2 separate regions of the Homo sapiens genome follow, and region 1 is linked to region 2. Evidence: chromatin loops called from intact Hi-C (ENCODE). Cell type or tissue: IMR-90. All regions are shown on one strand.

What was found. Hi-C counts contacts between places; a loop is a spot of excess contacts. Peaks named below come from ENCODE experiments on the same cell type or tissue, not always from the same donor. Only the 100,000 strongest peaks of a DNase experiment are listed, where the experiment ranks them.
Region 1: it touches region 2 in a loop (2.3-fold over the local background); 1 of 110 quality-filtered maps calls a loop at or near these places.

Annotation. Positions count from the first base shown.
Region 1 is chr4:105,347,359-105,355,358 of GRCh38, reverse strand. It overlaps TET2-AS1 (TET2 antisense RNA 1), which reads left to right and starts at 2,478. Exons shown (of 6, transcript NR_126420.1): 1 at 2,478-2,679. In IMR-90, no CTCF peak of the experiment used is centred here; a DNase peak (open chromatin) is centred at 3,998.
Region 2 is chr4:105,298,868-105,306,867 of GRCh38, reverse strand. All of the region lies in intron 2 of TET2-AS1 (TET2 antisense RNA 1), which reads left to right. Among named protein-coding and RNA genes, the nearest start is that of TET2-AS1, 50 kb to the left of the region's middle. RefSeq lists an enhancer at 171-450. In IMR-90, no CTCF peak of the experiment used is centred here; no DNase peak of the experiment used is centred here.

The DNA.
Region 1 (8,000 bases), 48 kb before region 2:
AACAAACAAACAAACAAACAAAAACTGGCAGGGCATCGTGACTCATGCCTGTAATCCCAACACTTTTGGAAGCCGAGGCAGGAGGATTGCTTGAGCCCAGGAGTTTAAGACCAGCCTAGGCAATGTGGTGAAACCCTGTCTCTATAAAAAAAATACAAAAATTAGCTGGGAGTGGTGGCATGTGCCTGTAGTCCCAGCTAATCGAGAGGCTGAGGTGGGAGAATCACCTGAACCCAGGAAATCAAGGCTGCAGTGAACCATGATCACACTACTGCACTCCAGCCTGGGTGATGGGTGTGAGACCTGTTTCAAAAAAAAAAAAATGAACACATTGTTTTAAAAATTAACATATAATGTCAAGGAACATAGCACTGCAACTCCTGAAAAAGTCTGGACTACTCACACTTGACTCTAGCTTTCCAGCTGTAGGGGAATGGCAGTGCCAGGGCTGTTTGTGTGGGTGTACAAGCTGATTGGGGAGGGATTTGTAGGGTACGAGATATCAGAAATATTATGTAACAAAAATGTTAGAGAAGCGATAAGACAGTATCGCATGATTGTTAAAATCTTTGGCTTAGGCCGGGCACTGTGGCTCACACCTGTAATCCCGGCACTTTGGGAGGCTGAGGCCGGCAGATCACCTGAGGTCAGGAGTTTGAGACCAGCCTGGCCAAATGGTGAAAGTCTGTCTCTATTAAAAATACAGAATAAAAAATAGCCGGGTGTGGTGGCACATGCCTGTAGTCCCAGCTACTCGGGAGGCTGAGGCAGAAGATCACCTGAACCCAGGAGGCGGAGGTTGCAGTGAGCCAAGACCAAGCCACTGCACTCCAGTCTGGGCAACAGAGTGAGACTTGGTCTCAAAAAAACAAAACAAAACAAAACAAAAGCTTTGGCTCAGAGTTTGAACAGACTTAAATTTATTTCTAAGTCCCATTGCTTTGTAGTTGTATGATCTTGAGCAAGCTAACTTTTTTAGTTTCTTAATCTGTAAAAATGGCTTTACCAATAGAATCTATCTCAGGGGTTTGTTTGAGAATTAAAGGAGATAATACATGTACCATTTAGTGGTATACAGTAAATATCCACTAAATATTAATCAGTACTATTTTACAAATTGATGACTGCACTCAGAAGAGAAAGAGATGAGGCAGGATGATTCAAGGTTTGGGCCAAGGATGGTGAGAGAATGATAATACTATTCATTCACAAATAGTAAAGGTGGCCTATAGTTTGGGTGGGAAATTATGAGATCAGTTTCAGGCTTGTTAAGTTGGAGATGGCAGCATGTGATAATATCTAGCAAATTCTTTATGTGCTCAGATGGGAGGTTAAGTCTGGAGGTGACATTAGGGACACCATGTTCTTATGACCACCTAGCCATGGTTGATTGATCCAAGGTGATCACTTAACCTTTTCCCTTGACTGTACCCCCTGCTGAAATTGATTTATTCGAGACCTAAGCCTAAACTGAGCCAATCAAAAGCCTTACTTAGAAATCTGGAATTGAGACCAAGACATTACAACCCAGTCTTCCTGCTCTCTGGAACAAAAGAGATATAAATTCAAAATGGTCTGCACACAGGAAAATGAAACAGTCACACAGAAAAAGAAAACAAAATTGGTAGAAAACTCACATGTTTGAGTCTCTGATCCCAAGTATTCCTTATTTAGGCAGCTTCATTCTTGCCTAAGATCCTTAAATATGTTTGTAAAATTTATGCTAGTTCAAGTTAGGTTTCTATTACTTGCAACTCCCAACTAATACCAAGAAACCACATGCAGGTGATAACTGCAGACACTCGTCATGAATAAACTACCTGAGGGAGCAGGAAAGGAATGAGAGCAAAACTAACTTGGCATTGTGGGTGTCAGAGAAGCCAGGATAGGAACGGAAGGTTAGAGGGACAATTGTATCAAATGCTAGTCTCTCTCTCTCTTTCCTCTCCTCTCTCTCCTGGAGCTGGACACACTTCATCTCCTTCTTTTGGACATCAGAACTTCGGCCCCTCCAGCCTTTGGACTCTAAGGCCTAGTGGTCAAGGAAGATGAGGTCAGAGGAAAGCCTGCCGAATTGAGTTTTGGGAGTTCACTAGTAGCTTTAAAATTGTCTACCATTCTCAACAGACTAACTGTAATGAAATTTCAAAGTTAAAACTTTTTTGAATCTTGGCAAACAATGTTCCATCTTTTATAAGTCTCTTTTACTCAGAACACATGTTTAGTATGCCCGTATTTAATTTATACCTGTCTGTTAAACGGGTTGACTGCATTAAGTCTATGGTGGTGGTGGTGGTTCAAAATAGTCTGACCTTTTAAAGACAAGGTTACTGATTCCAGCTGAGTCATTCCCTTAGTCTTGAGGTTAGGAACCAGCTTAGAAACAGCTGAGAGTGACATCACTGTGGCCATTTGAAAAGGCAGAGAAAGAAGGGTACATCGGGCTGCTTCAGGAAGACTGGAATAGAGACCTTCACAGAAGAGAGAGGCCCCATATCAGAAGGAAGTGTGACCCAGAAGGATGGAGCTCTTCAGAGACAGGCTTCTTTGAGAATCAAGAAAGATTCAGAACAGGTGAATTGAGTAGATTGTGGCTTTTGGAAACTGAGTAACACAGTAGCAAATTGCATAGCGTTTTAAACACTGCAACCTGACTTAAGAGAGAATCCCCCTGTAAAGGTAAGGCTGAGGGATGGTCAGTATAAATACCTTAGGAAATGTAGGTTACCTCTTATCTACCCCCGGTCTCTTTGCTTTTCTTGTTACTGTGTTGTTCCATGTATTTGTGTTTGATAAGAAAATGAACCGATATGTGTAAAAGTGTGTGTATATGTGTTTGAAGGATAGACGGGAGGTTGTTGGTTGCCCAGATTTACATTTCTCCAGGCTTAAATCACCGTGCCTTTTACAGTAGCCAAAAGAGGCACACAGTTCTAGAAGCACTGACTGAGGGTCCAGAGGAGAAAAATTCAAAGATGTTCACTAATAGTACCAGAAAGACCTCAAGTCCCTCTGAGTCTCAGCTGTGGTCAAAGGAGGAAAATGCCATCCTAGATTTTTCTGTAACATATTTGGGACCTATTTGGAGAGAAGATAGAGGCATACAACTTTGAGTGCTTATAGAAAACACTAGTTTCAATTTGTACTGCATGTCACCTACTGACCCGTATTGCCCTCAGTATGAAATGTGTTGTTGCAGTGATCTCTAGCTGCTTTTTTGTTGTCGTTGCTTTTGAACCCCAAGTTAAGTATGATGAAAACCTTCCAAATCTGCCTAGATTACTGCCAAGAAAGAGATGGGTGCATACTGATCCCATGCCAGGCAAATGAAAAACTGGCAACATCCTGGGATGAGCTCTCCTGCTGCCAGTTTAGTTTTTGCTTACATGTGGCCAATGGTTGTCAACACTCATGATGAGGGGGTATAAGCATGAGCTTGTCACCTCAAAGGCTAGGTTACCAGATTTAGCATTGTTTAAAGAAGTAACAAGAAACACTAAAAGTTTAACATCTGACATGGTTGAATGTGGCTACTCAAACAATAATTTAAAAGAATTAGCAGTTCAAAAAAGTGATTCCTGACAAATTATATGAAGGAAAGCTAACTAAAAGTGCCATCTGTTATGATTAAAACTAGGTAAAATGTATACATGTATACAAACAGAACACAAAATAATACAGGAAAACTAATGAAGGTGATTTCTTGGAGTGATGGACATCTGGATGATTTTTACTAATTCCTGTTGATGTTATAATGTTATGGGTATAACAAATTTAAAGTAACCAAAATTGGTGGATTTACAGCAAGTGATGGTTTTTTGCTTGAAATACAATAAAAACGTCTTAACCTAAACCATTCTCATAATCATTGAATCAGAGTGGCCCAAGTCCAGATTCTTGTAAGCTAAGCAGTTATGTAGGATGATAGAGTGGTGAGGCCCCACATCCCAGGACAAAAACCAAAACAGCTCAGATATGGTAATAGGATTGCTTAAGTGGGGTTTTTTTCTCCATAAAGAAAGGCTAATAGCTAAACTCCAGAGCTGAGCTGTTGAAGAGTTACATGAGTAACTCTAGCCTTGTGGCTAGTTAGAAAGAGAAAAAAATATATGTCAATTTCATCTGGGAAACCATCCATAAAGATAAACAATAGGAATGGTCTAGTGATGACAAATTGTGCATAGCAAATTGACCAGAAAAAAGTCAAATTTTTCCTTGGGAGCAGATGAGTCTAACGTATTGGAAATATACATGTTCTGCAAAAGCAATTAGATCTGGAGTCCTTGAAAGGAGGCCAACTCAGCTAGAAAGCAGGAAGTTTCACTTCCCTAGACTTAATGATGTAGATGAAAATATGGATACTCTATGTCTGTCTGTTTACAATGAGCAGTTGTTTTGAGTATTAAACTCTAAGAAGACATGGCAATAACTTCTGTAAATCATAAAGCCTCTAGCTTAGATTTAGACAGCTTTAACAAACAGCAAGGTACATTAAAATTTTTGGATCTAAATTAATCTAGTGGTGAAAGGCACAAATTTTGGAGTCATGTAGATTTGGGCTTGAATTCCACTTTTTCCTATCTGCATGATCTCGGGTAACTTGCTTAAACTCTCTGAGTATGTTTCCTCATCTATAAAACAAAGATAAGGATAGTCTCTTAGAGACCATTGGGTTGTACTGAATGTATTCAGTAGATGACCTTATCTATTCAAGGTAATTTAAGAAGAAAGGAGAAATAATTGTAAAGATACAGGGTGCCTTATGAACCCCCAAGGACATGAAATGCGGTAGGCCTCAGAAACAAGTCAATCTAGGAATTGAAACATAGGCATCAGTGAGTACTGAGTGAGTTTGTCTTAGAGCCAAATGGTCTTTTGTCTCTACATCGTTTTTTATTCGCTCTAAAGACTTACAAATGGATCAAATATAGCCTATTACAGCATTTATTGGTTTTAATATTTTATATATCCAGCTGCAAATTCCTACAGATATAAATTTGATTAGCACAGTTTACTTGATATCAGGTGTCAACCTCTGGTCTAGTCAACTGTGACCTGGTGGATCAGGGTCTTGTCATATGAAGGTCTACCCCTTCCTGGAATGTGATGATAAGGTGGGAATAAAGAAAAAGTGATACCCATCTCTAAATTGAAACTTGACTTGCTAGGAACAGTATGAGGATCAAATGAGATAATGTATGTGAAGCATCTAGAATAGTGTCTACCTGATACATAGCTCTAAAATAGTCTGTGAAATAACGGGGCTGATGGACAAAGGCCAAAAAATCTCATTGGCTTAATCTTTGAAACCATATTTTGCTGCACCTGTCATCAGAGAAAGAAGCTCATAGAAACATTAGTCATGTCATACCTATGAACAATTATTTTCTTGTCCAAAGTGGTCACTCTGAGAAGGAGGCGTACCAGCAGCTGATGTGCTCAGGTTCTCCAACCTGGAGAATGCTTACATCTGCATCAGAGGCAAGACAGGGCACAAATGAAAGCTCCTTGCTTTAACATTGAAATTTTATTTACTCTTTTTCTTTTTTTTTTTTTTTTTTTTTGATATGGAGTCTTTCACTGTTGCCCAGGCTGGAGTGCAGTGGCATGATCTTGGCTCACTGCAACCTCCGCCTCCCGGGTTCAAGCAATCCTCCTGCCTCAGACTCCCGAGTAGCTGAGATTACAAGTGTGTGCCACCACTCCTGGCTAATTTTTGTATTTTTAGTTGAGACTGGGTCTCACCATGTTGGCCAGGCTGATCCTGAACTCTTGACCTCAAATGATCCACCCTCCTCAGCCTTCCAAACTGTTGGGATTACAGGCGTGAGCCACCACGCCCAGCCTGAAATATTACTCTTAACAAGCACCTCTGCTCTGGCTATGAGAAAGTATCTCTCCCAGGCAGAAAGAAGCAGGCAGTCTCCCAATGGACAAGCTTAGCTAAAACGCATGCTACTACCGAAGATAGGCAGTTTCAATCCTGCTTGAATTGGACTGTCAGTTTTTAGATTTTAAATATCCTCTTTAAGTAATGAAATTTTATAAAATGGGTATAATGCAGCTTTTCTGCTGCATCTGCAGCAGTTGTGGTGTTTAGAGGTGGTGCTGTCTATAAAAGCAAAATTATCTCAATAAACCTAAGTTCTATAATTGATATTGTAGGTAACTTTTTGAAAAAATTAAAAAATTCACTCACACTGAGTAGTTTCTCTTTTGTTGATTTGAATTTATTAATGTACCAAATTTTAAAAATGTCTTCTCTTGCTTAACTGTCAAGTTTTAAGAACAAAAATATAAAAGCAAAAAAGTTAGCTTCTCTCTGAAATGTTTTTAAGTGATATACTTGTGGGAGACATTACCTAATATATTTCCTTCTTTTCTCACTTGCAGCTTTCCAGTCTTTACCCTTTGGGTCTAAGTTCTACTTTAGTCTAAAATCAATATTTATTTTAGAAGCAAGGGCACCAATGCAGTTGTCAGGAAATGTCTCATAGAAAACCATGATGCACAGGTTCTGAGGGGAAATGTACCTTCTTGCATATGTTAGTGAATTGGCTATGGCAACTTATGGTTATAGGCTGGAGAATTTGGGGAAGAAACCCAGTCTTCCGCCTGGTTTAGAATAATATCAGGCATCTGTATTCTTCCTTCTGGGATCCAGTCCGCTTTGGTACAGACTTCCTGAAATTGCCCCAGATGAGCTTGATAAGACTGTACCTAGAGGGCCCTCCCTGCGGGGGAGTAAAGATAACTATGGTTTCATGGTGGATGCATCAAGTCTCACTGAGGTCTCAGAATTGCATGGGCATTGTGGATATGGACATCAGAAGTGCTCCTGTTAAACGGTTAGGGTTGGGTCAAGAGAGAGTGAAGGTAATGGCTTTACTGCAGATACTGGAGGAGCCTGCTCTGGGCCTTGCATAAGAGGCCCACTGTTTTATCAATGCAACCATCTTTCCTGAGCCTCACCCATGTATCCAGCTACCTTTCAGACTTTTCCATCTGGAAAATCCACAGGCATCAGCATGTCCAAAAATTGGACTTATGGTTTTTCCTACCAAAACCACGCGTCTTCCATTGGTGAATGGGGCTTCAGCCTTCATCCACTTACCAAGACCGGAAAGCCCAGAGTTATTCTTAGCAATTCCTCTCACAGTTGTCTTGTCTCCACATGCAGTTTCTTTCTCTCTCTCTTTCTTTTTTCTTTCTCTCTCTCTCTCTCCGTCCCTTCCCCTTCCTTCTTTCTTCTTTCTTTTTTTTTGAGACAGATTCTCACTCTGTCACCCAGGCTGGAGTGCAATGGCACCACCTTGGCTCACCGCAACCTCCACCTCCCGGGTTCAAGCGATTCTCCCGCCTCAGCCTCCCGAGTAGCTGGGATTACAGCTGCCCACCACAATGCCAGGCTAATTTTTGTATTTTTAGTATAAACGGGGTTTCACCATGTTGGCCAGGCTGGTCATGAACTCCTGATCTTAAGTGATCCACCAGCGTTGGCCTCCCAAAGTGCAGGGATTAGAGGCATGAGCCACTGCATCCAGCCTGCAGTTTCATTAGGACATGTCAATTCTACCTCCTAGTAAATTTTTGACTTTGTAATTTGCAGTATTCTTGGGCTACCTTTAAAGTCCACCTATTACAGTATTTTTTTTCTGTCTCAATTTAAGTCATGGTTAGTTTCCTGAAAGTGGGTCATTTAAAAAATAGACACATTAGTTTTCCATAGGAAAACACAGCATTTTGAAGTATATGTTCAAGTAGTTAAAATAAAATAGCCATATAGTACTTAGTAATGTAAATAATAAAAACAATTTATAGAAAAATAAATATATGAAGTTGTTTAATGAGAAACAATGTTAATGATAGTGCCCATACCAGCCACTGATTTAAGCTGAGATCTCCTCAAACCTTAATGTGCTTCCAAATCACTGTCAATCTTGTTAAAATGCAGATTCTGATTCACTTGGCCTGGGGTAGGGCCTGAGATTCTGTATTTC
Region 2 (8,000 bases):
TGCCACTTTTGAGACCTTCCGAGAATACTGATGACACCCTTGAGAAGAGTAAATAACTGAGAGGAGCATCAACTTTGAGGAAACACACATCTCATCTTTCTTCCTCCTTCAGTCTCGCCCACAACCAGTTCCCCCACCATACCTGCTTTGACCCCATTTCCAGGATAGGTAGTACTCTCTTGAGTCATTCTTTCTGTTTCCAGCTGGCTCACATTAATAGTGACGCAGAAAAGCTGAACGGCCCTCTTTTCTCTGAAAGAGCTCATGGTTAGATTTAGCAAGAGGCTTCTGCTCTTTCTGTCCTTCCATTGGAGAGTGTCACGTGTCATTCTGTACAGCCCTGGGGTTTTCCCCTCTTCTAAAATTCTAGTTATGAATGGTTATCATAAGTGTGAGTGACTCACCACTCTTTAATATACCAAGGCATAGGCAAGGCTGTGTGACAGCAGTGGCTGGCATGTGCTTGCAGCCAGACACACACCCACCTACACCCACACTGTTTTGCTTTTGTCCTTCAAGGTTGGAAGTGCTGAACAGAGCAGAATCCCAGGTATTGTAGCATCATGGCATAATGTTTTCCACTGAGGCTTTTCCGAGTCAGAAGTGGACAACCTAATTAGGGGGGTTTTAATGTGTATGTGACATATACTCACCATCCTAAGCTGTGTCATTGGAACTGAGGATGTTTTTGACTTTTCCTTCCCACTCTCTTTCTCACTGACCCAGACCCCTTTCTGTGGAACAGAGAAATGGTAGGCAGTGTATCTTAGCCATTTATTAACGGGGCCCAGACATGATCCCCAGGACTTTGCTGACAGGTCTAAATAAGGCTAATCTACATGTTGCCACCAGGAGCTCTATTAAAAAATTGGACAGCTGGGGGAAAGGCTGGCCTACTGGGCTTTTCACTGTTCTGACTGGGCAGCCCAACATCCTATTGCCCTGATAGAATAGAACTCCTCATATCTGCCTTGCTTTCTACCAGGCTCTGGAGCCACTTATTAGCTCTGTTTTAAGAAAATTATTGATATTCTGTGTCTCAGTTTTCTCAAGCATGAAATGGAGATAAAAATTGTACTTCCCTTAAATTGTGGTTATAAGGATTAAAAGAATAAATACATGTAAAATGCTGAAATCAATATTTAGCCCACAGTACTCTTAAATGTTAGTGATTAGTAATATCCATAGCAAGCCTCTTGCTTCAAGCCCTCTTGGGAACTTCCTAAGCTGCAAATATGTGAGTAATATCACAGCCTGTATGGCAGATGAAAGCATAATCTTTGGAAAGTTGTGTGCCTTGACCTGAAAATACTTGGACTGACCATCACTGCCATCGCAAACCATAAGCAACTGAGCACTTATTGAATATGATTTTCTCAACCTGCAGCTATACTTGAAGTCTGTAGGGGCTGAAACTTACCGTTATTTCCAACGCTGTTTGTAGTTCTACCACAAAGCCTGGCCTGTTGTAGATGCTTAATTGAGTTAGCATTGAGGGGCATCATTTTGAATCTTTATCATGAAAAGGACACTTTTGCTTGGCTGAACCTACATTGACACATAATTATGCAGAGCCCACAGTTTACACATGGGTTTGCTCGATTTGTACATTCTATGGATTTAAACAAATATATACCTGTATCCACCATTACAGTGTCATACCAAGTAGTTTCACTGCCCTAAAAATCTTCTGTGCCCTATTTGTTTCCTCACCTCTAACTCTGACAATCACTGATGTAATCGTTTTCTATTTCTGTAAAATTGGTAGTAATATCCTCTTTCATTTCTGATTTTAGTTACTTGAGCTTTTTTTCTTAGTCATTCTAGCTAAACATTTTGTTGATCTTTTCTAAGAGCTTACTTTTGGTTTAATTTTTTTGTTTTTTTTTTTTTGTATCCTGTATTGTATCTTTGTTGTAATCTTTCCTTCCTTCTTCTGGCTGTGGGTTTAGTTTTTTCTTTTTTTAGTTCCTAAAAGTGTAAAGTACATTGTTAATTTGACATCCTTCTTTTTAATGTAAGCATTTACAGCTATACATTTTTCTCTTGGGTCTGATTTCTGTACATGCCATAAGTGTCGGGGGGTTGTGTTTTCATTTCTCTCAAAATATTTTCCAGTTTCTCTATAGTTTCTTCTTTAACCCATTGGCTGTTTGAGTATATTGTTTAATTTCAATGTGTGTGAATTTTCCAGTTTTCCTTCTGCTACTCATTTCTAGTTTCATTCCATTATAATTGTAAGGGATACTTTGTATGATATCAACCTTTTAACATTTGTTAAGACTTTTTTGTTAATAAATGTTTAACATTTATTAAGACTTTTTTGTTAAGCTTCAGTTGCTTAACATTTCTATTCTGAAGAATGTTCTATGTACACCAGAAAAAAGTTGACTTTGTCTAATATAAATATGGTCATCCTTGCTCTCTTTTGGTTGCTGTTTGCATGGATTACCTTTTCTCATTATTTCACACTCAATCTGTGTGTATTCTTAGCTCTAAAATGAATCTCATAAAATTGTATCCTGCTTTCCTTAATCAGTTTTGCCAATCTATGTCCTTTGATTGGAAAATTTAATCCATTTACACTTAATGTAGTTATTCATTGGTGAGGACTTACTTTTGCTATTTTATTTGGTTGCTGTATACATTCTAGCTTTTTCTTCCTCTTTTTCTCCATTACTGCCTTAGTTGATTTCTTATCATGACAAGTTTTGATTCCCTTCTCATTTCCTTTTGTGTACATTTTGTATATTCTTTATGGTCACCATAGGGACTACATATAATATTCTAAAGTTTTAACAATCTTTTTTGAATTTATACCACTTCAGCTTCAATTGCTTACAAAAAATCCTGTTCTTTCTTCTCCTTCACTTTATTGATGTCACCGATTACATCTTTATACATTATATGCCTATAACCACAGATTTATAACTATTTTTATGCATTTGTCTTTTAAATCATGTAGAAAATTAAAAGTAGAATGAGAAACCAAGTTTATAAAAATATTGATTTTTATATTTGCCCATGTGTTTACTTTCTCCAGAGATATTTATATATTCATAAAACTTTGAGTTACTGTCTAATTTTTTTTACTTCATTGCAAAGGACTCCCTCTAGTATTTCTTGCTGGGCAGATCTAGTGGTTATAAACTCCCTCAGTTTTTTGTTTTTCTGGGAATGTCTTTACTCCTCCCTCATTTTAAAGGCATGGTTTTGCCAAATATAGAATTCTTATCTGAGTTTTATCTTTCAGCACTTTAAATATATCATTCCAGTGCCTTCTAGCCTTCAAAGTTTCTGCTGAGAAATTGGCTAATAATCATATTGGGACTCCCTTGTACATAATAAATATTTTATTGGGTTTATCATAATTGATTTTTCAAGCTTATTGGATGTATATTTGTGTCTTTCATCAAGTTTAGAAAGTTTCTGGCCATTATTTCTTCAAAGAAAGTCTCTGACCACCCACATTTCAGAGACTCCATACAGCTTATATTGTTCAGCTTGATGGTATCCCATAAATTCCTTAGGCTCTGTATACTTTTCTTGTCTTTTGTTCTGTTTTTAGACTTGATAATTTTAAATGTTGTATCTTCAAGTTCACTGTTTCTTTCTTCTGCTGGCTCAAATCTGATGTTGAACCTGAATAGTGACTTTTTAAAAAAAATATTATACTTTAAGTTCTGGGATACATTGCAGAACCTGCAGGTATGTTACATAGGTATACATGTGCCACGGTAGTTTGCTGCACCCATCAACCATCATCATCTGTATTTCTCCTAATGCTATCCATCCCCTAGCCCCCCACCCCCCAACAGGCCCTGGTGTGTGATGTTCCCCTCCATGTATCATGTGTTCTCGTTGTTCAACTCCCACTTATGAGTGAGAATATGCGGTGTTTGGTTTTCTGTTCTTGTTAGTTTGCTGAGAATGATGGTTTCCAGCTTCATCCATGTCCTGCAAAGGACATGAACTCATTCTTTTTTATGGCTGCATAGTATTCCATGGTGTATATATGCCACATTTTCTTTATCCAGTCTATCCTTGATGGGCATTTGGGTTTGTTCCAAGTCTTTGCTATTGTGAATAGGGCTGCAATAAACATGTGTGTATGTGTCTTTATAGTAGAATGATTTATAATCTTTTGGTGTATATACCCAGTAATGGGAATGCCAGGACAAATGGTATATCTGGTTCTAGATCCTTGAGGAATCACCACACTGTCTTCCACAATGGTTGAACTAATTTACACTCCCACCAACAGTGTAAAAACATTTCTATTTCTCCACATCCTCTCCAGCATATATTGTTTCCTGACTTTTTAATGATTGCCATTCTAACTGGCATGAGATGGTATCTCATTATGGTTTTGATTTGCATTTCTCTAATGACCAGTGATGATGAACTTTTTTTCATATGTTTGTTGGCCGCATAAATGTTGTCTTTTGAGAAGTGTCTGTTCATATCCTTCGCCCACTTTTTGATGTGGTTGTTTGTCTTTTTCTTGTAAAATTAAGTTCCTTGTAGATTCTGGATATTAGCCCTTTATCAGATGGATAGATTGCAAAAATTTTCTCCCATTCTGTAGGTTGCCTGTTCACCCTGATGAGAGTTTCTTTTGCTGTGCAGAAGCTTTTCAGTTTAATTAGATCTCATTTGTCAATTTTGGCTTTTGTTGCCATTGCTTTTGCTGTTTTAGTCATGAAGTCTTTACCCGTGCCTATGTCCTGAATGGTATTGCCTAGGTTGTCTTCTAGGGTTTTTATGGTTTTAGGTTTACGTTTAAGTCTTTAATCCATCTTGAGCTAATTTTTATATAAGGTGTAAGGAAGGGGTCCAGTTTCAGTTTTCTTCATATGGCTAGCCAGTTTTCTCAACACCATTTATTAAATAGGGAATCCTTTCCCCATTGCTTCTTTTTGTCAGGCTGTCAAACATCAGATGGTTGTAGATGTGTGGCATTATTTCGGAGGCCTCTGTTCTGTTCCATTGGTCTATATATCTGTTTTGGTACCAGTACCATGCTGTTTTTGTTACAGTAGCCTCGTAGTATAGTTACATCAGGTAGTGTGATGCCTTCAGCTTTGTTCTTTTGGCTTAGGATTGTCTTGGCTATACAGGCTCTTTTTTGGTTCCATATGAAATTTAAAGTAATTTTTTTCTAATTCTGTGAAGAAAGTCAATGGTAGCTTGATGGGAATTGCGTTGAATCTATAAATTACCTTGGGCAGTATGGTCATTTTCACGATACTGATTCTTTCTATTCATGAGCATGGAATGTTTTTCCATTTGTTTGTGTCCTCTCATTTCCTTGAGCAGTGGTTTGTAGCTCTTCTTGAAGAGATACTTCACATCCCTTGTAAGTTGTATTCCTAGATATTTTATTCTCTTTGTAGCAACTGTGAATGGGAGTTCACTCATGATTTGGCTCTCTGTTTGTCTATTATTGGTGTATAGCAATGTTTGTGAATTTTGCACCTTGATTTTGTATCCTGAGACTTTGCTGAAATTGCTTATCAGCCTAAGGAGATTTTGAGCTGACATTATGGGGTTTTCTAAATATACAATCATGTTATCTGCAATCAGAGACAATTTGACTCCCTCTCTTCTCTTCCTATTTAAATTCCCTTTATTTCCTTTTCTTATCTGATTGCCCTGGCCAGAACTTCCAATAATATGTTGAGTAGGAATGGTGAGAGAGGGTATCCTTGTCTTGTGCTGGTTTTCAAAGTGAATGCTTCCAGCTTTTGCCCAGTTAGTATGATATTGGTTGTGAGTTTGTCATAAATAGCTCTTATTATTTTGAGATAAGTTCTACTGATACCTAGTTTATTGAGAGTTTTTTTAGCATGAAGGGATGTTGAATTTTATCGAAGTCCTTTTGTGCATCTATTGAGATAATCACATGGTTTTTATCTTGGTTCTGTTTATGTGATGGATTATGTTTATGATTTGTGTATGTTGAACAGCCTTGCATCCCAGGGATGAAGCCGACTTGATCGTGGTGGATAAGCTTTTTGATGGGCTGCTGGATTCAAATTGCCAGTATTTTCTTGAGGATTTTCACATCGATGTTCATTAGGGATATTGGCTAGAAATTTTCTTTTTTTGTGGTGTCTCTGCCAGGTTTTCGTATCAGGCTGATGCTGGCCTCATTAAATTAGTTAGGGAGAAGTCTCTCTTTTTCTCTTGTTTAAAAGAGTTTCAGAAAGAATGGTACCAGCTCCTTTTTGTACCCCTGGTAGAATTCAGCTGTGAATACGTCTGGTCCTGGGCTTTTTTTTGTTGGTAGGTTATTAATTACTGCCTCAATTTTAAAACTTGTTATTGGTCTATTCAGGGATTTGACTTCTTCCTGGTTTAGTCTTGGGAGGGTGTATGTGTCCAGGAATTTATCCATTTCCTCTAGATTTTCTAGTTTATTTGCATAGAGGTGTTTATAATATTCTCTGATGCTAGTTTTTATTTCTGTGGGATCAGTGTTGATATCCCCTTTATCATTTTTTATTGTGTCTATTTGATTCTTCTCTCTTTTCTTCTTTATTAGTCTGGCTAGCAGTCTATCTATATTGTTGATGTTTTCAAAAAAACCAGCTCCTGGATTCACTGATGATTTTTTTTTTTTGAAGGGTTTTTGGTGTCTCTGTCTCCTTGAGTTCTACTCTGATCTTAGTTATTTCTTGTTTTCTGCTAGCTTTTGAATTTGTTTGCTCTTGCTTCCCTAGTTCTTTTAATTGTGATGTTATGGTGTTGATTTTAGATCTTTCCTGCTTTCTCCTGTGGGCATTTAGTTCTATAAATTTTCCTCTAAACACTGCTTTACCTGTTTTCCAGAGATTCTGGTATTTTGTGTCTTTATTCTCCTTGGTTTCAAAGAACATCTTTATTTCTGCCTTAATTTCATTATTTACCCAGTAGTCATTCAGGAGCAGGTTGTTCAGTATCCATGTAGATGAGTGAGTTTCTTAATCCCGAGTTCTAATTTGATTGCACTGTGTTCTGAGAGACTGTTTGTTATGATTTCTGGGTTTTTTTGCATTTGCTAAGGAGTGCTTTACTTCCAATTATGTGGTCAGTTTTAGAATAAGTGCGATGTGATGCTAAGAGGGGTGCGTATACTCTTTTGATTTGGGGTGGAGAGTTCTGTAGATGTCTACTAGGTCCACTTGGTCTAGAGCTGAGTTCAAGTCCTGAATATCCTTGTTAATTTTCTGTATTGTTGATCTCATATTGACAGTAGAGTATTAAAGTCTCCCAGTATTATTGTGTGGGAGTCTAAGTCTCTTTGTGGGTCTCTAAGAACTTGCCTTATGAATCTGGGTGCTCCTGTATTGGGTGCATATATATTTAGTATAGTTAGCTCTTCTTGTTGCACTGATCCCTTTACCATTATGTGATGCCCTTGTTTGTGTTTTTTGGTATTTGTTGGGTTAAAGTCTGTTTTATCAGAGACCAGAATTGCAACCACTGCCTTTTTTTTTCTTCTTTGCTTTCCATTTGCTTGGTAAATATTCCTCCATCCCTTTATTTTGAGCCCATGTGTGTCTTTGCACTTGAGATTGGCCTCCTGAGTACAGCTCACCAATGGGTCTTGACTCTTTATTCAATGTGGCAGTCTGTGCCTTTTAATTTGGGCATTTAGCCCATTTACATTTAAGGTTAATATTGTTATGTGTGAATTTGATCCTGTCATTATGATGCTAGCTGGTTATTTTGCCCATTAGTTGATGCAGTTTCTTCATATTGTCAATGGTCTTTACAATTTGGCATGTTTTTGCAGTGGCTAGTACCGGTTGTTCCTTTCCATGTTTAGTGCTTCCTTCAGAAGCTCTTGTAGGGCAGGCCTGGTGATGACAAAATCTCTCACCATTTGCTTGTCTGTAAAGGATTTTATTTCTCCTTCACTTATGAAACTTAGTTTGGCTTGATATGAAATTCTGGGTTGAAAATTCTTTTCTTTAAGAATTTTGAATATTGGCCCCCACTTTCTTCTGGTTTGT